Linked DNA regions of Homo sapiens: all the other regions are linked to region 3. The links are chromatin loops, found by intact Hi-C in ENCODE. Cell type or tissue: CD14-positive monocyte. All regions are shown on one strand. Links, peaks and the distances in the headings refer to the core of each region. The heading gives the core; the rest is flanking DNA.

Evidence for each region. A loop is a pair of places that touch in the nucleus more often than their neighbours do. Peaks named below come from ENCODE experiments on the same cell type or tissue, not always from the same donor. Only the 100,000 strongest peaks of a DNase experiment are listed, where the experiment ranks them.
Region 1: it touches region 3 in a loop (8-fold over the local background); 2 of 110 quality-filtered maps call a loop at or near these places.
Region 2: it touches region 3 in a loop (5-fold over the local background); 2 of 110 quality-filtered maps call a loop at or near these places.

Annotation. Positions count from the first base shown.
Region 1 is chr13:80,165,640-80,173,626 of GRCh38, reverse strand. LOC105370275 (a long non-coding RNA gene) reads left to right here and starts at 7,233. Exons shown (of 3, transcript XR_942116.3): 1 at 7,233-7,313. In CD14-positive monocyte, for the core only: no CTCF peak of the experiment used is centred there; DNase peaks (open chromatin) are centred at 4,976 and 5,476; H3K4me3 peaks cover 2,157 bases; H3K27ac peaks cover 1,941 bases.
Region 2 is chr13:80,441,323-80,449,309 of GRCh38, reverse strand. No RefSeq gene overlaps it. Among named protein-coding and RNA genes, the nearest start is that of SPRY2, 100 kb to the right of the region's middle. In CD14-positive monocyte, for the core only: no CTCF peak of the experiment used is centred there; a DNase peak (open chromatin) is centred at 4,869; H3K4me3 peaks cover 619 bases; H3K27ac peaks cover 930 bases; H3K27me3 peaks cover 283 bases.
Region 3 is chr13:80,043,911-80,051,897 of GRCh38, reverse strand. No RefSeq gene overlaps it. Among named protein-coding and RNA genes, the nearest start is that of LINC01080, 37 kb to the right of the region's middle. RefSeq lists an enhancer at 2,710-2,959. In CD14-positive monocyte, for the core only: no CTCF peak of the experiment used is centred there; a DNase peak (open chromatin) is centred at 2,887; H3K4me3 peaks cover 465 bases; H3K27ac peaks cover 499 bases.

The sequences.
Region 1 (7,987 bases), core at 1,891-6,890, 120 kb before region 3:
TTAGAATTAGTTATATTTAAGAAACAAAAGGCAGGCAAAAGCTTGAAACAAAATACAACTATGGCACAATGCTTAAAAAGGGTCAAGCCCTACTCTTTCATCTTCTGATGAAAAAGCTGGAGTTCACCAATCTGGCAGCTTTCCCACATCACACTGCTGGTTAATGGCAGAATAAGAGTGGAACTCAAGGCTTTCGGTTCCCAGTTCAATGTACTTCCTCTAATCCAGTTCTCTGAGTCAACGTTTTGAGTCAATACCATATTGGAGAATAACTTGAAACCATCAGAACACAAGTGCAGAGCAAGGGAAGATACAGACCCTAAAAATGCTGTATACAGATTCACTCCACCTTCTCCTGGCTGTGAGAAGAAAGGCCTGTAATATCAATTTATACAGCATTGCCACAGTCAATGTGAGATGACTCTCTTCCTTCTCCCTACTTCCTTCCCTCCCTCCCTCCCTTCCTCCCTTCTTCCCTCCCTCCCTCCGTTCCTTCCTTCCTTCCCTCCTTCTTTTTTCCTTCTTTTTTCTTTTGTTGTCTCCTTTCTTCCTTTTATTTCTTCTCTTTTTTTTTCTTTTCTTCCTCTTTTATTTTTCTTCTTTCCCCCTTTTTTGTCCCTGGGAGCCAGGGACAGAGCAATAAAGAGCAGACTAAATTCTCAAAGAAGGCTGGTAACTATTGCTCTTCTCTGCTAGTTCTGCTGTGTGGGGTGTGTGTGTGTGTGTGTGTGTGTGTGTGTATATGTGAGTGACAGAGAGAGAGAGTGAGAGAGAAACAGAGACAGACAGAGATAGAGCAAACTGAGGTGAAGGGCTAGGTTTTTCGGTTTTTAATATTTAATCCATTATGAATTGGTATTGTTTTAAATACAATACAAATGAATTTTGTTACTAGAAAAATGAAATAACATGAAAAATAAGAGACTAGAAATATAATATTTGATACCTTCTTATTAGATTTAAAAGACATAATTTACCCAGTAAGTTTACTATAAAAATTTCTAAATGCTCTGGGTTTCTGTATTTACTTTATTTCTATATAAACAGTGAAAATCAGTTCCCACATTGGCATCAAGATGCAGGCAATGCTTTGTATTGTGTAGTTCTCAGCAGCAGCACAAACCATATTCAGCTTACACATGGTTTGCCTTCAGATTACAGTCATACCCACACCCCACCCCAAACCAATTAAATTAGAATCTTTAGGAATGGGGTCTAAATCTGGTTGTTGTTTGTTAGTTTGTTTTTATCAAATCTCCAGCTGATTCTAATGTGCCATCTTATAAGGACATGCTGTCATGACAGGAGGTCTGGAAAATGCCCCTTGCAGGCTCCTGATGTAAGTAAGCCCTCCAATGATGCCTCCAATGATTGGAGATGAATTTCGTTTTTTTTGAGACTGAGTCTGTCTCTGTCACCCAGGCTGGAGTATGGTGGCGTGATCTCAGCTCATGGCAACCTCCACCTCCCAGGTTCAAGCGATTCTTGTGCCTCAGCCTCCCAAGTAGCTGGGATTACAGGTGTCCGCCATCACGCCTGGCTAAGTTTTGTATTTTCAGTAGAGGCAGGGTTTCATCATGTTGGCCAAGCTGGTGTCAAACTCCTGACCTCAAGTGATCTGCCTGCTTTGGCCTCCCAGAGTGCTGGGATTACAGGTGTGAGCCACTGCGCCTACCTGGAGATGAATTTTCTTTAGTGAAGCAGGACCTGCGTGCTCCTGCTGTTTCTTAGATTCTCACTAAATCCATGGCCCTTTATTCTAGATAAACTTAACACGTGACAGGAAGTAGATATTAGGGTACTATTTGATTGCTGGGGTGAGTAGAGAGGTAGGGTATAAAAATGATGACCTTTTTAAATACTACTCATTATAGTTGTCAGGATCATTTACTTTTAGGAAATAGCAAACACATTTGAATCCCATTTTATTTAAAGTCAAACCAAAATGATGTCTAATTCCCATAATTAAAAATATTCTTTCGTTCACTCAACAAAAGCAGTAGCATAGGCACTAGAGATGCATTGGGCTGTTAGACGGTGCTGCTACCCTTGCAGGCTTAATGATCACTTTTAATTTTAGAGACAGGAGTGTTAATAACTTTGTTTTTAAGAAGTAATTCAATGTGAATTTGACCGATTAATTTTACTCAGACTCAGAGGGATTAGCAGATGCTAATGAGTCAAGACCATACAAGGATTGACTAAGTCCATTGAAAGACCAGGGTTTAACTTGTCCAGTACTAATCGCCCCTAGGCTTTCCTCCTGCAAAGCTACGTGAAAGCAGCCACAGTTGAGTAATTCAGGTCATGAACCTCGAAGTGGCCAAAAAGGTCACCTGCCTACCACAGCATGTAAGCTGTGATCTCAAGATCACTGATTATGCCAGGGGAGGGGCTGGTGCTACTCCAGCCATGAATGCTGCAGTACAAACCATGCCACTGACCTGCCATATTATATATCTGCAGCCATACAGTTTGGACCCCAGAATATTTCCTTCCCTAATGGTAAGTGCTTGGCTGATGGACCAGGGTTGGAGCTAAGATTTCGTCCATCATGTGGCTATGAGATCCCAGCCCCTGATTGTGCCAGAGGAGGGGCTGGTATTTCCCAGTCACTCAGTTTAAAGGTCTGAGGCTCTTCCTCTGGAGACTAGACTTTTGGGAGTCTCTGTGTACTGCCCTAGGATGTGACAGGTCACAAGAGAAGGGCACGCCTGCTTTTGCTCCTATCTTTGAGAATTTTTTGAAAATATAAATCTTATTCTGACAGCCTTGGCAGTGTGCTACCTGACTATTTGCTAGGTTTCTATGACATCTACCAACAGCAGGAAGCATAATGAGAGTATGCCTTGTGGACTAACTTTGCCAGAGAAACTAAGACCTTAGGAGATGTCAATCTAGGGGGCACTAGGAAAGGTTAGGGAGAATCCCCTTGTATAAGGAGTCCAGGAAAACTCTCCACAGCTAAAATTAGGGCTGTGTAATCTATCCACTTTCTGTTCTATGGAATTAGCAGGTATTACCCAATTCCATAGAAGTATGGCTTGGAGAGTTGCTAGCACATTGTGAGTACTGCCTTCCCTGGCTCATTCTTATGGGGAAAAAAATTATTAAGAAATAACCACATGCCAAAAACTGTAGAAGATAAGCACTAGGGATATGAAGATTAAAATAGAGTCTCTGTTATCAAGTAGCTAAGGCTGGTGAAGGAGACCGCTATGGACTAAACGTTTGTGTTTCCCTGAAATTCATATGCTGAAATCCTAACTCCCGATGTGATGTGATTAGGAGATGGGACCTTTGGGAGGTAATTAGTCATGAAGGTGGGGGATTAGATAAAATCCCTTCAGGAAGGGGATTAGATCTCCAGTAAAAGGAACCCCAGAGACCTCTCTTGTTCTCTTTCCCCAGCATGAGTATAAATGAGACGATGGCAGGCTGAGATCTGAAAAAGGGCCCTCACCAGAGCCTGACCATGCTGGCACCTTGGTCTCAGACTTCCAGCTTCCAGAACTGTGAGAAACAAATTTCTGTTGTTTATAAGCCACCCACTATGGTCTTTATTAGGATGGCCCTGACTAAAAGACCCACAGCTAAAATGCTATAATGCTGTAATGAGTTGTGCATAGAGTGCTCTGGAAGCACAGAGTATGAAATAGCGAACACTATTTGAGAAAAGTCCGGCCAGGTGCAGTGGCTCATGCCTGTAATCCCAGCTCTTTGGGAGGCTGAGGCGGGCGGATCACCTGGGGTCAGGAGTTTGAGACCAGCCTGGCCAACATGGAGAAACCCTGTCTCTACTAAAAATCCAAAAAAATTAGCTGGGCGTGGTGGTGGGTACCTGTAATCCCAGCCACTCAGGAGGCTGAGGCAGGAGAATCGCTTGAACCCAGGAGGTGGAGGTTGTAGTGAGATGAGATCATGCCGTTGTACTCCAGACTGGGTGACAAGAGCAGAGCTCCATCTAAAAAAAAAAAAAAAGAAAAAAAGAAAAGAGAAAAGTCCGAGGGGACTTCACATTCACAGAGGAAATGACATTTGCATGTGCCCAGAAATGTTGGGTTTTAAAAAGAAATCCTACTCTGGCAGTCTTGGTAGTGTGCTATTTGACTGTTTGCTAGGTTTCTATGACATCTACCAACAGCAGGAAGCATAAAGGGGTCATGACTATGGACTAACTTTGCCAGAGAGATCAAGACCTTAGGAGACCAAGGTCTCCTAAGAGAAACCGAGACCTTGTAGAATCCAAGACCTTCTACAACCCATTTGTGGAAACCTCATGCAGGAACCTCCAACCTTCACTCAGTTAAGATACTTCTGTTTCTAGCTGACATATGGAGCTTTTTTTGGAAGATTGGGCTCTACATACATGGTACCCTTGACATTTGCAAAGGAAACATTTTGAGACATCCAGAATCCCTAAATTCACAAAAACTAATTAAGATGTAGAGGCTGAACAGTCAGTCAGGCTTACTCACTGGCTAAGTACTTGCTTCTACACATGAGCCATGTAGCAGCACACATAGATGCATACAAACTCTCAAAGGTTGAAAGTACAAATGCGGTAAGTCTAGCATACTTTACAGACGGATCTTCCTAGGTGTTAGCAGGATCATTCCAGTGCTCCAGAGGGGCAGTGATACTGTGGGCCAGACAGTGAGAGAGTCATGATCTCTGCGAAGATGACCAGGGCAGGGCAGAGGAGCTTGCTGCATCCTTGGTTACTTAGAAGATACAGTACAAGTTACACAAAAGGAGGGTATTGGGGTCAGGCCTCATGTTACAAGACCTAATGGGCCATCATGGGCCAAAATAGATTTATTTCAGCTGGAAAGAATTAATGAATGTGTATCATTTATTGAATGCAGTCATTACGTTCCTGGCACAGTGCTAAGAGCAGCACAAATACATCAACATTCACTTGTCACTAAAAAAGCCCCTGTGAATTAAGCAATGTTACTTCCCTATTTCTGAGATGAGGAAACTGGGCTTGGAGAAGTAAAACAACATACTCAAGGTCATACAAAGTGGGAAGTTATCAAATGGGGTTAAGCCAGGGACATATAGTATCAAAACCCTCTGCTATTGGCTTTTCAACCCTTCTTCCTCTGTTAAAGATAGAGGACTATTGGCAGAGTTTATGCAGAAAGGAGTTGAGTCTTGAGGACTTGTAGTTAGCTGGGAACCTGCTCCTCTTCCAGGGCCTTTGCAAGTCTTACTTGCTGGTGGCCCGGGGAATTCAGGCAGGGGCTCCCATGCCAAACCTTGTCAGGAATCTGGTTTTTGTCTTTCACAGGTTGATGTGGCCCATGACAGGAATTACACGTCAGGGCCAAATATACATTACTAGAAATAGATTACATCAGGAAGCCAGATTTATATAGTTTAAATAGAAGTGAAGAAAACTGGAAGGAAGATACAGCAGTCTAATCTGTGGTTGAATCATGCACCATAATTAAGCCTCCTCATTTCCTACTCTTTCCTTCTGCATTTTGCAAATGTCTCCATCTGTGACTCATCTTTTTTTACAGCAACATCACTCCCTCATATTTCTTTTTCTTGTCTTGCTATTTTCTCCATCAATTCTGTCTCTAACTTTTCTAGGAAGATCCTATTGATTATTAAAATTATCAAAGAATAAGGGGAAAGAGACAATTCTTGAAGAAACATTAGGAATCCATATTATTAAATCAAGTCCCTCAGTAAAGCCAGAAGTTATAATTTGGTAGCTGATGTTAATGAGAACATTATACACATAATTTAGTTTAGCATATTTTATAAGAGCCTAATTTTCAGCTGGAACTTTGCTAGGTGCTGAAAATATCAAAATAAATTAGGCACAACCTTTTTCTTCCCCTAGGAATTAATAGTTTAATGGGTAAGTCCAAGACATAAAAAGATTATTTCAATAAAATGTGGTGTTATGATAGAAGTATATACATGTTATTAAAGGAGCTCCTTATTCAACCCAGGGGCTCCAAGAAAGTTCTTGAATGAAAAGATGAAATCTGAGCTCACTCATTAAAGATGAATTAGTGGGGAGAATGGAGAGGGGTAGGAGAAAGGGTGTTTCAGGTCCAGAGGACCCAGTACATGAGCAAAGGCACAGAGACATGGAACCACCTGGTCTGGTTGAAGAATTTCAAGCAGTGCAATGTTGCTAGAATGCAAAGTTGCAGGTGGTGAGAGGTAGAAGCAAGACCGGGGAAGCAGTCAGGACCACATTATGGGGTGCTTTTATGTCTGTTAGGGAGCATGAACTTCTTTAGGTGATTGAGTGGCCCTGAAGGACTTAAGGAAGAGAATTGACATGATCACATACATGAACATACTAGGTATTTTTGAGTAATCTCTTGGCTGGCAAAAAGAAGGAGAGATTTGAAAGGTGGAAGGCCAGGATCTGGGATGGGATTCCAGAGGAGAAGTGATGGGACCTGCACTGGGCTATCATCATGTGAATGGAGGAGTCATAACCTATCAGGATTTGGTGTAGAAGTTATGGGAGCAATACAAATCTTTCCTGAGGTTCTTGTGAATTGTTGTTTATGAGTAGCAAAGGTTACCATGATAGCGATGCCAAAGCCTGTCTAGGTCTTCCTGTGGTTCATTTTTGCAGACCCAAGTTGAATTCTAGTGCTTTCTTCCTTTGCCTTGGATCCAGGGATTCTACATGCTTTCCTCTCCTTCAGTAACTTCCAGCATTCCCTTGCTCCTTTGGGGGAACTGTGGCATGGGTCTCAGGCTTCTCAGATATCTTCTTGCTTGCTACCAAAAACAAAAACAAAAACAAAAAAAAACACCTTTCCTTCATAGCACTTATGATGATTAGAATTAATTAATAATGCCATCACTGTTTGTTTAATGTCTCCTTCTACTAGTCACTATTATTGGTGGCAAACATCAAACAGCAACTTTGTTAAACTGGAGCATTAAAAGGTATAGGAGAGAGATAGATGAGATTGCCGAGAAATCAAGGAAAGCAACTTTGTTAAACTGGAGCATTAAAAGGTATAGGAGAGAGATAGATGAGATTGCCGAGAAATCAAGGAAGGGAAATTGGCAGAAAGCCCGAGGCTAAGCCGCTGCAAGATAAGCCAGACCACACCAGGGTTCGTGTCTGTTCAGAACCTCACCATTGAGACTGCTGAATTCAGAACTCTTTTAGTACCAGAATTCTTGAAAAGTTTCTATTGCTTCTGAGCTATTGTCATGCACTCTCAAAGCTCAAATTCCTTGAGTAGAGCATGTCTGGTCTTGGGTGCTGGGAGATGGGAAAAGAGTGATTATTTCCCCTTAATTTCCACAGTGGGAAGGTGGGAAGCATGGCTCTCTTCCTCTTCAACTCTTTGGGGCTTCCTGCCAAAAAGTGGAGGGTATTTAAATTCTGAGTTTGTGTCTCTCTATCTCTATATCTTTATCTACATACACTCATGCATATATATTACACACCTGCCATTAATAACAGTGACTAGGCTGGGCACAGTGGCTCATGCCTGTAATCCCAGCACTTTGGGAGGCCAAAGTGAGCAGATGGCTGAAGGCCAGGAGTTTGAGACCATCGTAGCCAACATGCAGAAACCCCGTCTCTACTAAAAATACAAAAATAGCTGGACATGGTGGTGCATGCCTGTAATCCCAGCTACGCGGGGGGCTTGAACCCGGGAGGCGGAGGCTGCAGTGATCTGAGATTGTGCCACTGCACTCCAGCTTGGGTAACACAGTGAGACTGTCTCAAAACAGAAAACAAACAAACAAACAAACAGAAAACCAGTGACTAGTTCCATGAGGGTAGAGAATGTCTCATTTTTGTTCACTGTTGTATCCTCAATGCCAGATGAGTTAACACCAGGCAAGGGCTGATAGTAAGCATTCAGCAAATATTTCTTGAATAAATGGGAGAATCAGTGAATGAATGTACTGTTTTAAAAAAGCATTTTATCTCTAATCACTATAGGATTTTAATAAATCAATATTATTTATAGTTAGA
Region 2 (7,987 bases), core at 1,891-6,890, 400 kb before region 3:
GCTGGGTGTGGAGGTGCGCACCTGTAATCCCAGCTACTTGGGAGGCTGAGGCAGGAAAATCGCTTTAATGCAGGACGTGGAGGTTGCAGTGAGCCAAGATCGTGCCATTGCACTCCAGCCTGGGTGACAGGGCAAGACTCCATCTCAAAAAAAAAAAAAAAATGTTCTTAGTTATTCCCAAATGGAACAGTTCCAAGGACAGCTTTTGGGGAGCATGTTCATTGTTCATTCTCCACCATTGCAACATTAGAGATGGAAAATGGTATGGCTGCCTTACACTGACTTCTTTAGCAGTCAACTTTCTTATAGTGTAAAGGTGGGGACTAGAGACAGATTGAAGAGTTGAACAGATATAAGCTATTTTTAGCCAGGCTTGCTTGGGTTTTGTTGGCAATACTGCTCCCTTAGGGGATTAAGAAAGATGATCTATTTCCTTCCAGCTAGTGTCAAGGGCCAGTAGTAAAAGCCAGAGATGTTGTTCTGTGAGAATTGACAAACGCAGCCTTGGACCCCCAGATTTTTGTTTCCTAGCAGCCCAGCTTTGGTATTCTATGCACACTCCTCGCCCTAAGTAGAATGACTTCCACCAAAAATCATGTGACCGACAGAGCAAAGATGATGTGTTCCTTCCTCCCAGACTGCATCCCAGGGACTTCACCAGCACAGAAATAATTTTACCTTCCAAGAGGCAGAGAACACTCAAGAGAGGAACTGGGGAAAATTGGAGAAATCAGATTCTTCCTCTACCCTAATTTTATCTCTTTTTCAGTCCCCTCTCTCTTTAATTTTGCTTATATTAACTTCAGCTTGGGGTTAGGAATTTGTCATTTCCAACCTACAAGAAACCAGATAACCAAATTTCAGATCGTTTTTTGTAACAGTCTGCAGTCAGAAGGCACTGCTTAACAAAGCATATTTTTTCTCCTCTCAACTTCCAGAAGGTATAATTTCAAATGAAGCCTATCTCTTCATCAAGGGACAAGAGTGAACATTAAAAGAAGGCTTCAACATACTTTAGCATTATGACATTTCTTATATGATGCTTATTTCAGAGTTCAAGGGGCCACAGGTTAGTAAACTCCCCTATAACTACGAATGAGGAAGGCCAACTCTCCAGCACAAGACAGAGCAATTCTCTTCACTACCTACTCTCTCCTTGGTTTCACATTTTTACTTACAACACCCTCTTTTCCATTACTGAATTCAGTATCAGTGTAGTTTAGAGAGATTCATATGTTGCAATAAGAAAAGTGAAAGTCTGTTTTTTGTTTGTTTGTTTATCTCATGCATTTGAAAAAAGTCCAAAGACGATATAGGCTTTAGTTAATTTTCAATAGGGGCTCCTTTTCTCTGGCTCTCTTTTAGGTTTGCTCATCTCTGTACATGAAACTTAAGCCCAGCTGACTCCTCTTATAGTAGCAAAAAATAGGCAGGCTTCATGTCCTCAAACCACAGAGAACTTGAATTTTCACAATATTTTCTGGAATTCAGCTGGATCTGTGATTCTCATACATCTACTACTGAACCAGTTACTAGGTCATGCCGATAATTTGAGCTGAATGGCCAAGCCTCAGCAAGTCTTCAGAATTGAATTCACACATCCAAAAGCCACATGGATTCTCAAAATCAGAAATCAGAAGCTGTGGGAAGTTATAACAAAGCAATAAATTTGGGTAAAAATTAAGTAAAGCCACCATAATATTCAAAAAGGAGAAATTGAAGACATAGTAAAGCAGGAATTATTTTTAAAAAGGAAGACCCTGTAATTGAAAAGAAATAAATTAGTAGTAAAGAAAGATTATGTAGCAGAAGGATACACTATATTACAATATATTAATTTACTCATTCATTAACAATCTAGACAATATTTTACATTAATCTTCACCTGCCTATGTCTCCAAAGTCAACCTGCTCTGCTTAGAAATAGACTTCTCTCAGATTTTGTTTTAATGAAAATTTTACTAATATAGTTGTAAGTTCACATACAGTTGTTTAAAAAAAGATAATACAGAGATCTGCATGTAAGCTTTACCCAGTTTCCCCTAATCATAATATTTTTTTTTGGTAACCCTATAGAAGAATATAGCAACCAGAATACTGACATAGATATAATCACCATTTTTTTCAGATTTTGCAACTAGCTAAAAGACAATGAAATTGATAAATTCTAAACACAACTTAGAAAGGGAAAGCACAATGTTAAGTGGAGAAATTTTTGTCTGATAGCATCTATGGCTTTTGAAGAAAAATGGCCATCTTCAGATAGTGAAATATAAGAGGAAAATATTTGGAGAAAGAGGATTGTGGTAAATAAGACTGAGAAATATCAGGATTATTCAAAACAATACTTGCATATGTAGTATCCCACATCCAGACACTAATGACCTTTTATTTGCAGTTTGTACGTCTGTTGTGCTTTTCTAGGAACTAACTTGAGAGCATATGATTATATAAAAGCAATGTGACAGCATTTTGGAGTAAGCTGGCTTTAAATCAAGGTGATCAGAACAGAAATTATTTCCAAATTTCCATTATTTGTTAGTTACTTATAGTTACTTTGCCTTAGTTAAAATATGTTTAACAATCTATAACAATTTTATTAAAATTAACTTTTATTTTAGCATCAAAAGAAGAACAAAGAACAAAAAACTAAAATTCTACTATGAATCAAGTTTGGCAAAACGATTCTTTAGAGAAAAAAAAAAGTGACAACTGCAGGGTGCGGTGTCTCATGCTTATAACCCCAGCGCTTTGGGAGGCTGAGGTGGGAAGTTCACCTGAAGTCAGGAGTTTGAGACCAGCCTGGCCAACATGGCGAAACCTCATCTTTATTAAAAATACAAAAGTTAGCTGGCCGTGGTGGCACGTGCCTATAGTCACAGCTACTTGGGAGGCTGAGGCAGGAGAATCACTTGAACCCAGGAGGCGGAGATTGCAGTGAGTCGAGATCGTGCCACTGCACTCCAGCCTGAGCAACAGAGTGAGACTCCAAAAAAAAAAAAAAAAAAAAAAGTGACAACCAACAAGTACCATTTTTTCATCCACTGTAGTAGTAAATACTGCAGAAAGTTTCATGTTGTTTCCTCAAAGCACCTGTAATGCACTACATATTCTAGGCCTTCGATAGAATATACAGAATATATATATATATATATATATATAAAATAGAATATATAGAATGATTTGGATAGAAATTATAGAAAACTTTCATCTTTGGTTTAACACTATACCAAATAGATATTGTAAATGCAGAATGACTCCATGAATTCAACTGAAATCACTGCTTACAGTGATTCATTCAGGTACTTTGAAGAAGCAATATAAAATTTTTTTCTATAAAATATGAAACTAATTTTTAACAAAGTATTATCTCTACATGGAAGGTAGAACAAAAGAACTTATAACTTATCAAGTTGTACACTCTCCAAATTTCATATTTTTATATTTCTAAATTAATTTTATTCACTCAAATACTTTTATTATTTTTAACTTTTACAGAAAAAGTCTTGCTCTGTCATCCAAGCTAGAGTGCAGTGGCCCAATCATGGCTTACTGCAGCCTAGAACTCCTGGGCTCAAACAATCCTCCCACCTCAGCCTCCTGAGTAGCTGGGACTACAGTCATGCACCATTACACCCAGGTAGTTGTTTAAAAATTTTTTTGTAGAGACAATCTCTGTTGCCCAGGCTGGTCTTGAACTCCCGGCCTCAAGCAATCCTCCTGCCTCAGCCTCTCAAAGTGTTGGGATTATAGGTGTGAGCCTGACAAAAAAGTTTTATTGAGACCTATTAGGTGACTTGCACTGACCTAAATTCTGGGAATCTATTGACAAAAAAAAAAAAAGATACAGTCCCCTTCACCTCATAAGCTTTCATTATGTATAGAGGAAAAAAGCAAAAATTGGGGGGGAAAAAACTTTCTTCCAAACTTTCTTAAACTTAAAGCAATATTTGAGTAAAACTTCATATCTCATGACTAGGATATACTCTTCTATTAATATCATGTAATCATTTTTATCTTAGTCTCACTCAGATACCAACTGGGTTCACAAAGCTCTTTAAGGGACATGTCACTGTTTCAAACCTCATTCTGTAGGATTTCTGGGATTTTCAGGAAGCCTTAGAACACTGTAAGCAGTGATTTCAGTTGAATTTGTGGAGTCATTCTGCACTTACAGTATCTATTTGGTATAGTGTTGAACCAAAGATGAAAGTCTTCTCCTATGATTTCTATCCAAAAATCATTTAGGAATGTAGAAGATTTAACTGAAGATGGGGAAGACACAGAGCAAACTTCACATTTAAGCAAAGCATCTATGCGAGCTAAATGCTGCATCCACTTATTTTAAAAGTCCTTTGGTGACCCTAATAGCTGTGATTTTTTTTTCCCTGTGAACCATTTTATCCAATTTTAAACTCCACCTTACGCCTCCTCTCTGGCCTTTCCTTCCTCATTCCATTCTCTTCTTTGTCCACCCCTTCTGTATAATCCCCATGTTGTTTACTCTTTAGCCTGTTTTCGAAATTTGACCTACTTTTGCATAATTCAAACAAACCTAATTCAATATTATCCTTGCTCCCTAAACTATGGCATCAAACAGCCAATTTCCTCCTCCATTATTACATGAGGAGATACTTATTACAGTTCTGTAATAAATATTAAAATAGTTATTTCAGCATACTTCTGGGTGAAACAAGTAAAACTACATGTTAATATTACTACAGAGAGACAAAGTGACAGAGGCAATGGAAAGAGGAAATTACCCTCTAGACAAGACATTTAAAAATAGACACATGAAAGACATCAGATGATGGTGAAATAAGGTCACATTTGCCCTATCATAACCCCTGTCACTCCACTGTTTTATGGGCATTGTGTCCATTAAGTGAGATGTGAGGATAGGAAGGCATCAGTCATACTGGCTGGCAGCTCCTCAGATGTAGGAGGTGAAGAAATTACAGCACAATCTCAGAGAAAACAGGAAGAGGTGAGAGTAAGACTACTAAGTTAGGGTTCGGTGTGGTTGCAAACAACAGAAAACACAACAAACAATGACTAAAGGATGGGGTGATATCCTTCAAATAAGAATCATCCTGCTGCTCTAGAAGAGCATGCTTCTACGTTACTTTACCATTTTCTAGCACATGAGGCATCCTCAGGTACACAAGAAGACTACTAAACTTCTGTGCATCCCAAAAAAGAAAAAAGTTTGCAAGGTGATGGTAAAATCTTCTTCTTTACCTGGCTTTGCCTTTTTACCTGGCAAGGGAAGGAGGGCAGTGCTCCCTGATAATTTTTTTATCAAAATCTCAGCTCAGAAATTTGTCAGATGGTCAGTCTGACTTACAAGAGGTGTAATCTCTAGTGTTTTTCCCCCTCATTAAAATTTGTAAAGAAGTCAAGGGAGAAGGAGTTTGGAATGGAAATTGAGAGTCGACCTACAATATCAGTTACAACTAGGGTGAAGATGAATAAGAATTCCTCACTGCTTCTAAGATCCTAGAAAAAACAAGCACAGAGAAATGTTAAGAGGCTCATAAGAAAGGCAAATCCACCTCAAAGATTCACATGATTATTCAGGATATCACTGATAATATTAAAATATCAGTAATATCAACTGAAATGAGAGATTTTTCCCACTGAAATTATTTGAAAAGCTCCCAATATTTATATGTTATCTACCCAATTATTGATAAATATGTACGTGTGTGTATTGGTGTTTGTATGTGTGTGTGTATGAAAAGAGAGAAGGAGGAGAAAAAGAAGAAAGGAGGAGGAGGAAGAAAAGAGGAAGAGAAGGGGGAGGAAGAAGTTATCACTCCAAGGTAGAATTTTTTTTTTAACTTAGTGACAAGAGAAACCTGGACTGTATTTTAAATATTTTCAAAAGTATTACGAAATAAGAACATGAAACTGGGCTGTATTCCATATAAAAAGTTAATCTGGGTAACATGAAAGAATTAATGGATAATGATTTTACATAAATAAGCACATTGGCTCTCACCTACAGCAGACTTGATCACACATTTTTTGGTTAAGTAACTTCATTTAAAAAAATAAGACAAAAGCAAGCATAAGCCAACTAAAATTAGTAGATGGAAGGAAGTAGTAAAGATCAGAGCAGAAATAGATGAAATAGAGATGCAAAGGCAATATAAAAGATTGATAAAATGAAAAGTTTTTTGAAAAGAAATAAAATTGATAAACCACTAGCTAGACTAATAAAAAAGGGATGAGAGAGAAAAGAAGACCCAAATAAACAAAATTGGGAAAGAAAAAGAAAATGTTATAACTGATACCACAAAAATACAAAAGATCAGAGACAAAAACAACTATATACTTGAAAAACTGGAAAATCCAAAGGAAATGTGTAAATTTTTGGACACATACAACCTACCAAGATTGATTCAGAAAGAAATAGAAAGCATGAACAGACCAATAATGAGCAATGAGATTGAATCAGCAATAGAAATTTCCTAACAAAGAATAGCCCAGTCCAGTTTACACACTGCCAAATTCTACTAAACTTACAAAGAAGAACTAACACCAATTATCTTCAAACTATTTCAAAAGATTGAAGCAGAAGGAATTCTTTCTAACTCATTCTATGATGACAGCATTACTTCAAAACCAAAACTTGACAAGGATGCAAAAGAAGAAAGTTACAGGTCAATGTCACTGAGGAACATAGATCCAAAAATCCTTACAATACTAGCAAATCCAATCCAATGGTGCATCAAAAAGATAACACACCATGGTCAAGTGGGATTTATCTCAGGGATGTAGAGATGGTTCAGTATACACAAATCAATAAATGTGATACATCATATCAACAGAATGAAGAACAAAAATCATATGATCATCTCAATACACACAGAAGAAACATTTGATAAAATTCAACCACCCTTCATAAAAATTCTCAACAGGCTAGGCATAGAAGGAAAACATGTCCACATAATAAAGGCTATATATGACTAATGTAATGTTATCATAATACTGAACAGGGAAATGTTGAAAGCCTTTCTTCTAAGAGCTGGAACACAACAAAGCTGCCCAATTTTACCAGATCTGTTCAACATAGTACTGAAAGTCCTAGCCAGAACAATAGGCAAGACAAATACATAAAAAGCATACAAATTGGAAAAGAGGAAGTAAAATTGTCCCCCTTTGCAGATGATGTAATCTTCTATCTAGAGAAACCTAGAGACTCCACCTAAAGACTCTAAGATCTGAAAGCTAAATTCAGTAAAGTTGTAGGATACAAAATCAACATACAAAATGCAGTAGCATTTTCTATACACCAATAATGAACTAAGAAAGAAACCAAGAAGGCAATCTCATTTACAGTAGCTACAAATAAAGTAAAATACTAGGAATAAATTTCACTAAAGTGAAAGACCACTAAAAAGAAAACTACAAAACACTGATGAAAGAAATTGAAGAGGACACAAACAAATGGAAAGATATTCTATGCTTATGGATCAGAATACTGTTACAATTATCATATTGCTCAAAGCAATCTACAGATTCAATTTAATCGTTATCAAAATATTAATGTCATTTTTCACAGAAATAGAAAAAACTATCCTAAAATTCATATGGAACCAACAAAGACCCCAAATACCCAAAGCAATCCTAAGCAAAAAGAACAAAACTGGAGGCATCATACTGCCTTACTTCAAAATATATTAGAAAGCTATAGTAATCAAAACACCAGGGTACCAGCACAAAAACAGACACATGGACCAATGCAACAGAATAGAGAATCCAGAAATAAATCCACATATTTACAGACAATTGATTTTGACAAAGGTCTCAAGAACATACATTGGAGAAAGGATATTCTTGTCCAGAAATGATGCTGCGAAAATTGGATATTTGTAGGCAGAGGAAAGAAACTGGACCCCTATCTCTTTCCACATACAAAAATCAGCCCAAAATAGGTTAAAGACTTAAATGTAAGACCTGAAACTATATAACTACCAGA
Region 3 (7,987 bases), core at 978-5,977:
TTAAATACTCTTTTGTGGCTAGCATATTCTAATTATTTTTCTGTTATAAATGAAGACACTGAGCACCTTTGTAGACTTACCCTTTGTTCTGCAGTTTGGAATTCTCTTATAATGTATCTTCAGAAGTAGTACATGAAAATTAGGATCCTGTTAAAGACACGTGATAAATATTCTGAGCAGTTTCCACCTTTCCTAGTGCTAAAAATAGCATGATGTGGGTGATAGAGGGCCCCTTAGATAGGTCATCAACATAAGGAAGGTCCTTAAAGAAGTTACAGATGATGTCTCAGGAGAAAGTCAGTGTGAACATGATGATGGAGGAAAGGGAAGCAGGAGGTGAGAGGCAAAAATTTGGTCAGGACATGAATTGGCATCAGGAAGTCTGGCTAGATAGAAAGAAGCAACCACTTAACTAATGAAGAGGTAGTGGGTAGAATGCCAAAGCATCAGAGAATGGATGAGAGAATGAAGATAAAGGTATAGAATGAAAAGGATGAGTAGGTTTTCCAGGTAAATACTCAAAGATGGCTATGTCAGATATTTAGCGATTGGTGACACATGTGGGCCCTTGGTCATGGGACTGGTCAGAAGACTAGCTGCTAGTTGAGAACAGGACTAAGCAAGGTTAATTTGATGCTGATTAAACTGTTAAAATAGTGTTCTTTCAATTTCTCCCAATAAAAGAATTGTTCACAACATCTGTAATTTGCATGAGCCTATTGATGGAATTTAAATGGACAGTTGAAGAACGAGAGGTTAGGGTTTGATCCTGATACCTTTAGCAAGGATCATTTTGTGTGATGGGAACCAAGAAACTCTGAGGAGAAAAAGAGAATGCCCAAAGGAGCATGCAAAATCTGGCGAATTAGAAGCAGAGAATTGAGAATTATCTAATTTTTAAAAAATCTAATTTCATTAAGTTCTTGTACAAATTTCTAAGGTTTTTTCATTATCTTACTTTGAGAGGTGAGAATGGAAGGAAAATGCTCACCTGTGTATGTGCACTTTGCACAAAATATTATCGTGAAATTTGTCCCTTAGCAAAAGAAAGGGAAACATCCTACTTACGTGTTTAGGGTTCAGATGGCAAGTGTGTTTTGGCTCAAAATTTATCATGAATCAAAAAATACCTTATATATTGGTCAGCATGAGCTAGCTAAAAGAATAAATTTATTTATAAATATTTTATAAATTTTATTTCTACTAAATGAGCTAAAACCATTGTGACAATAATAATTAGAATCCTACTTCTCTCTGAGCGGATGTTTGGTAGAAGAAATAAAGCACTAAGAAAGGAACCACATATGTCATGTGACAAGATTGGGAGAGAGGAACCACTGAGGAGGCAGCCCTGTTTGGGAGGGAAGGGCAACATAATCAAAGATCTAAGCCCAGCTCATAGACTGAGGCTAAGAATTTGGGATTCTAGCCATGGTGTCTGGATGCTGCTGCACAGAGGCTCAGGGCTACTCTTTCATCTCTTCCCAGGACAGGAAATAGAGGAAACCACATAACTGAGCTCAAGTCCAAGACAGCTCAATAATATCACACACAGAGTTCTCCCATCTATCCCAAGGAGAGAATGCCAATTTGTGAGGGTATCTTCTCTTGGACCTAGAATGAGAGAATAAGGAACAGGTAGTTTCTTCCATTTCTATTTTTGTTCTCCAAACCCAAATAAAGAAACTTGCTTTTATTGTTTGTAGGGGCCTGCTATAAAGACTGCTCAGTTTGGCAGAAGTCTGGTTACAGGAGTGTGTAGTAAAGATGCTTAATGTGGTAGAAGCCTGTGCATGGATGGACCAGGAAGAATTAAATGGGGCTGCTGTAAAACACTCTTCCTAGCCAGAGATCAAGTATATAACAATTCACATGAGGAACTTGCACTTTACGAGAAAGACAAAAGAAACTGCTATTGCAAACAAATCTGCTTAATGTAAGCTTGCTGGATGCTGACAGCAAAAACTAAACCATAGTCATGTTATCATTTAGAAATGTTAATAGGATCACCTAATAAAAGTTTCAATTATAGAGCATTTATTACATAATACTGACAGCACTAAATAGGAAAAGCAATATATAGAATATGGACAAAATGGTATCCAGAGACAAACTCACGTCTTTAATGTTTTTATTTCTAAATATGAATGAGTAAAATATAAACATTAAACTTACAAGCTTAGAAAAAGAACAACTAAGTAATATAAAATAAGCTGTAGAAAAACATATTCACGATAAATGTAGATTTTTTTCTTCCTATGAAGCTGAATTCTTTCTCTCCGAAGTTCCTAATCTCTGTTTTAAGAATCACTGGTATAGATGATATTAAAATGCACATCTCTCAAATATCACCAGATTTGCATATGCAGTCACCTAGAATCATGTAGTCTTGTTTCTAGTGGTCTCCTTTAGGAGAGGTTCTGTGTCATAGTGGTAATTCTAGTGTCTAAGTCAATGCCGGGATGTTCAATAAAATGTTATTAAGTGAACATGTGAATAAATACATTCTTATGCCATATATTTAAAAAAACTGTATGTATCTTAATCCAGTTCATCAAATAAGTGTTTTGTCAAATTTAATCCTTATTAGGATCTCTTCTCATTCTTCATTTTTCAGTACAGAGAATTCTCAAAATCTAAATGATAAAAGCATAGCTATCATGGATTAAAAACAATTCCATTGTACTTTTTCTTACAGCTAACCTTGACTAATTCTCACATGTATTTCAGAAATATGAATAATGTCTTCATGCAATTCATGTAAGGCACAGAAAATAGGTATCATTATTTCTGTTTTAATGACAGATTTTGAGGTTAGGATGACTCATGAACAGCTGAGCAGCCAGTCAGTAGGAGAAACCAAAATAGAACGGAAACGCCTCCATTTCCACCCCCACGCTCAAACCTCGAGTGCACCCTCCCTGGGGAGATTGAAGCGTGATGTGCCTGTGAGTGAACAGGGAAGCGCTTCCTGCAAGTTACTAAGCTGCAAAGGCTCAGCGCTCTGAGCTATCCTTGGTGGTGATCAGTGAGAACCACCCACTCTCAATCCAGCTGATAAAAATGGAAGGGAAGGAGAACTTAGAAAAGCAGGTCCCTTAAATGCTGAGCTCCTCTTATTCTGAGGAAGATATTTCATTTACCTTTAACTGAGTAATCTTCAGAAATTACCTGAACTAAAATATTTTTTCATCCCAGTGAATGTAACCTTAAAATGCAAGCTACCTTGTTAGATGGGCACAGCCCAGCCTGTTTTACTCCCTGGGGAGGGAAAATATTTTCTTAAGCATGTTTCTCTGATTCTTTTAGGCACACAAAATTAGTGAGGCATGCTTTTATAGAAGCCTCTATAACTAAATTACTTTTGTAAAATAATCAACAATAGGATATAGCAGGTGTCAGTCTTTGGCCTGCAAACAAATTATTGTTGGAATTCTTAAGGAGCTTAAGAATATCCTTAGAATACTTGAGGAGCTTAAAGGTAATTTTTTAAAATGTGTTTTAAAAGTATTAACTATCATCCTGTATCCACAAGCATAATGGCCTTAAGTGGAGGAATTAAGAATTGCATCTGAAACATGTTTGATAAAGTTAAGATGTACTTTTGCCTCCACCATCCAATTCAAATAATAATGTTGTCCAATGCAAATACTAGTTTCCAGTAACTAGAGTCATTCCTTTCCCTACACCTCTGTAACTGGACGCATGCAAGTCTATCTTACTTACTGAGGCTGCTTTCATAATTCCAGTGGGCTGGGTTCTAAGAGAAATTTTAAAACTGTTTTCCTCCCCATTAAGCCCTTTGCCATGGTTCTATAGCTTACAGCAGCCCACACCTCACAAATATGAGAAAGGGATAGTCATTAAAACTTCTGCTTAATTCACCAAAAAAATTAAAAATAAAATGGTTAGTTACTGCCCACTCCACACTGACAGAGTTATTTAATCACCTACCACATCCTTACACCTCTGATCCTACTTGTTGGATTTTCTCTGCTGCACTATCAGTGCCTGTCTTTCTCCTTATTAGTATTAATTTCACTATTTTGTGAATGCAAACTTCTAGAGTTGTTTTATGGTCCCTAACGTCCACCCATCCTACCTCCTCTTAAAAAACAAACATGAATACAAAGCAGTCAAGCCATCGGATGGAAGGAAAGGAGCTTGGAACTGAGAGAAACACTTTACCAACAGAATGTAAACCAGACACGTTAAACTCACAGTTGGCCATAAAGAACAGCCTGAGTCTGATAGAGGGACGACAGCCAAAACAGAAGGTTCTTGTGGTGAGACGGCTGATATGGTCAGGCTGGAAAAACCTCTCCATTCCTTCCTGTGGGCACCTGAATTCCACAGGCTTGCAGATGGCAAGAATCACTGAATTACAGTTCCTTAGAGTTTTCTGTGTGCTAGTCGGAGACCTTGCACATGGCATTGAGCTCAGCACACGACGATTTCAGTTCCTTGAGCAAACTCAGATAAAATGAGGCGGAAAATGTTTCTAAAATAAGGTTTTCTAGGGAGTGTTAGTAAAATGTGACACTATCCTAGTGTAATCCAACAGGTAGGAGGTTGGATGGCCTCCCAGGCCTTCAACACACTGTATATTTGAATGTGCACAAGAGGAAATGCTCTAAAGACATGCATTTTCTTTTACCTTTTAGACTAATCCAGTGGAAAAACTATATTCGACCCAAGGATCTGTATCCACACAGTTTGACAATAATTTACTTCTTTCTGGAAGCGATGAGCACAGTGTAATTCCTGAGAAATTTTAATAATGATATTTTAATTATAATTAAGTGAAACCTAGCAAAGTTGGCTGTATCTGGAGGAACTCCACTGTGGGAAACAGATTCTTAAGGTAATTTTTTTGTTTTATATTTTATCCTACACAGCCTTACCTAACCTAAAATTTCTCAAGGTTAATTCAGCACCAGGTGGGTACTCTCGTTTTTGTCTATCTAAAGGGGGGAATTTGAGATAATGGTTGACATGTCAAAAAAGTGGCAATGTAAAATGGGGGCTAATCTTCAGAATGAAGTGTTCCCCCAGAAGGTAAAGCTGTCAGTGATCACCTTCTAGAAATTATTATACTGGCATCCATGACCCTTGCTGAGAGGATCTTGATTGAGATTCAGAGTATCCAAGGAACACCTTGAAAATGTGGGTCATACAATGTCATAACATTTGTAAAGGGGTGCATGATCCAAACTTATTAAAACCTAACATCCAGAATCTCTTAAAGTTTTACTTTTCGTTGTGTGATTTCTTTCCTCACCAATTTCTTTTCCAAGGGTGTGCTATTATTTCTCCTACTGTCATTACTTCTCTCATTCAATTCAGCCTACTTCCACAAGCTCTCATTTTGTAGTAATTAATTCATTCAACAAATATCTGCTAAGGGCCTGTTACAGTGTATGTCCTGGTCTAAGTGCTGGAGAAAGGATAGTGAAAAGAAAAGCAGATCCATTGCCTCAAGAAGCTAATGGTCTAGTGAGGGGGGTGTAGTAAAAAACTAGAGGGGGTGTAGTAAAAAACTACGGTGGCTCACACTTGTAATCCCAGCACTTTGGGAGGCCGAGGTGGGCGGATCATGAGTTCAGGAGTTTGAGACTAGCCTAGACAATATGGTAAAACCCCATCTCCACTAAAAATACAAAAATTAGCTGGGCATGGTGGCGTGCGCCTGTAATCCCAGCTACTCAAGAGACTGAGGCAGAAGAATCGCCTGAACCCGGGAGGTGGAGGTTGCAGTGAGCTGAGATCACACCACTGCACTCCAGCCTGGATGACAGAGCAAGATTCCATCTCAAAAGACAAACAAACAAACAAACAAAAACTAGAAGACACCTGCCTGGGCTATGCAGCAAGACCTCGTCTATACTCAAACTAAAAAAGATAAACCAGGCATAGCGGAGAGTGCCAGTAGCCCCAGCTACTCAGGAGGCTGAGGTGGGAGGATTGCTTGAGCTCAAAGTTCAAGTTCAAGCACTGAGCTACAATTGCACCACTGCACTCCAGCCTGGGTGACAGAGCAAGATCCTGTTTCAGAAAAAGAAAAAAAGCAACAACAACAAAACTAGAAAATAAGTAAATAAGATAATAGTGTATTTGAAGGAAAGAACAATGACCAATGTGGCTGGAACAAAACAGGTGATGGGAAAGCATCCCAGATGAGACTAGAGACTAGTGGGGAGGTCAGATCTTCTAGAATGTCATAGGCCATGTCATACACTCTGAAAAAGAGTTCCAATGTTTGGGTGTTTTTTTTTTTTTTTTTTTTTTGGTTTTTTTCCCAAAGTCCACTGAGAACAATTAAAGTGTTCTAACCTATGATATGATCTAATTTGCAATTTTAGAAGATTGTCCTGTTTTCTATGTGGAAATAGGCAGAAGGAAGGGTCACTAGAGAGGGCAAAGAAATCAGTGTGGCTGCCACTGGAGGAATGGAGGATGATGGGTCTGTGATGAGGACAATGACAGTAAAGATAAAATGAGTTCAGTGGATTCTGGGTATGCTGCTTAAGTAGGACTGAAGAGCCTGCTTATGGTTTAGACATGAGGCATAATAGCAAGGTAAGTAACCAGGATTTTATCTTGAGCATTAGCTTCATCAGCTGCCAAAACAAATAAAATAGACTGCAGGGCTTAAACAACAGAAATTATTCCTCACAGTCTGGAGGCTGAGAAGTCCACGATCAAGGTGCCAGCCAATTCATTTCCTGGAGAGGACCCCCTTTCTGGTTTACACATGACTGCCTTCTTGCTGTGTCCTCACATGATGGATAGAGAAATCATCTCTTATGTCCCTTCTTATAAGGACACTAATCTCATGAGGGCTCTACCCCATGACCTAATTACCTCCAAAAGTTCTGCATACAAACAGCATCTACTGGGAATAATGGCTTCAATATATAAATTTGGGGGGAGGCACAAATATTCAGGCCATAGCAAGAACTTAGAGGATGGTGATGCCATTTTCTGAAATGAAGGATACATGGAACAAACAGCTTTTAAGGGATAGAGGAAAAGACAGAACTACTAATTCTCTTACATTTGAGATGCTACCACAGATGCTAAGCATTGAAACCAGAGTTCCAGTCTGGTAAATCATCAGCTTTTAGGTGGTCTTCAAGTCCATGGGCCTTAGTGCTGTCACTGGTGGAGAGGACCAGGGGCAGAATGCTGAGAGGTCAAATAGATGAGGATAAAGGGCCAACATACTTTCTAGAGACGTAAGTTGCTTTGTATATTGCGGTAAATGATGACTATGTACCAGACAGTTAAATACACATGTTCTTGCCGTTGAGAAACTTGCTATCCCATGATGGAAATAGAAGCATAAATATACAGTCTCAGATAATTTTAGTGTAGCTTATTTAGGTACTTCTTTTTTAATTTAGGGAATGAGCTGTCTCTAGTCCCCATGTGAATTAGTCTGTTTTTACACTGCTATAAAAAACTACCTAAGACTAGGTAATTTTTGAAGAAGAGAGGTTTAATTGACTCACAGTTCTGTAGGCTTAATGGGAGGCATGATTGGGAGGCCTCAGGAAACTTACAATCATGGCAGAAGGCAAAGGAGAAGTAGGCATGTCTTACCATGGTGGACCAGGGGAGAGAGAGTGAAGGGGGAAGTGCCACATACTTTCAAACACCTACATCTTGTGAGAACTCACTCACTATCATGATCAAGAAGGAAATCTGCCCCCATGATTCAATCACCTCCCATCAGGCCCCTACCCTAACACATGGGGATTACAATTCAAGATGAGATTTGGGTGGGGAAACAGAGCCAAACCATATCACCAAGGATTATGGCAGGATAGATAGATAGATCTAGAGAGAGAACAGTTCTGATCATATTTCTGCCCTTCATTTATTCACAGATATTTATCAGAATTTAATCTGGTCCAGGAACTATTTTAGGTTCTAGAAATACAATCAAGAGAAAGACAGACATAATTACTGGTGTCATGGCTCA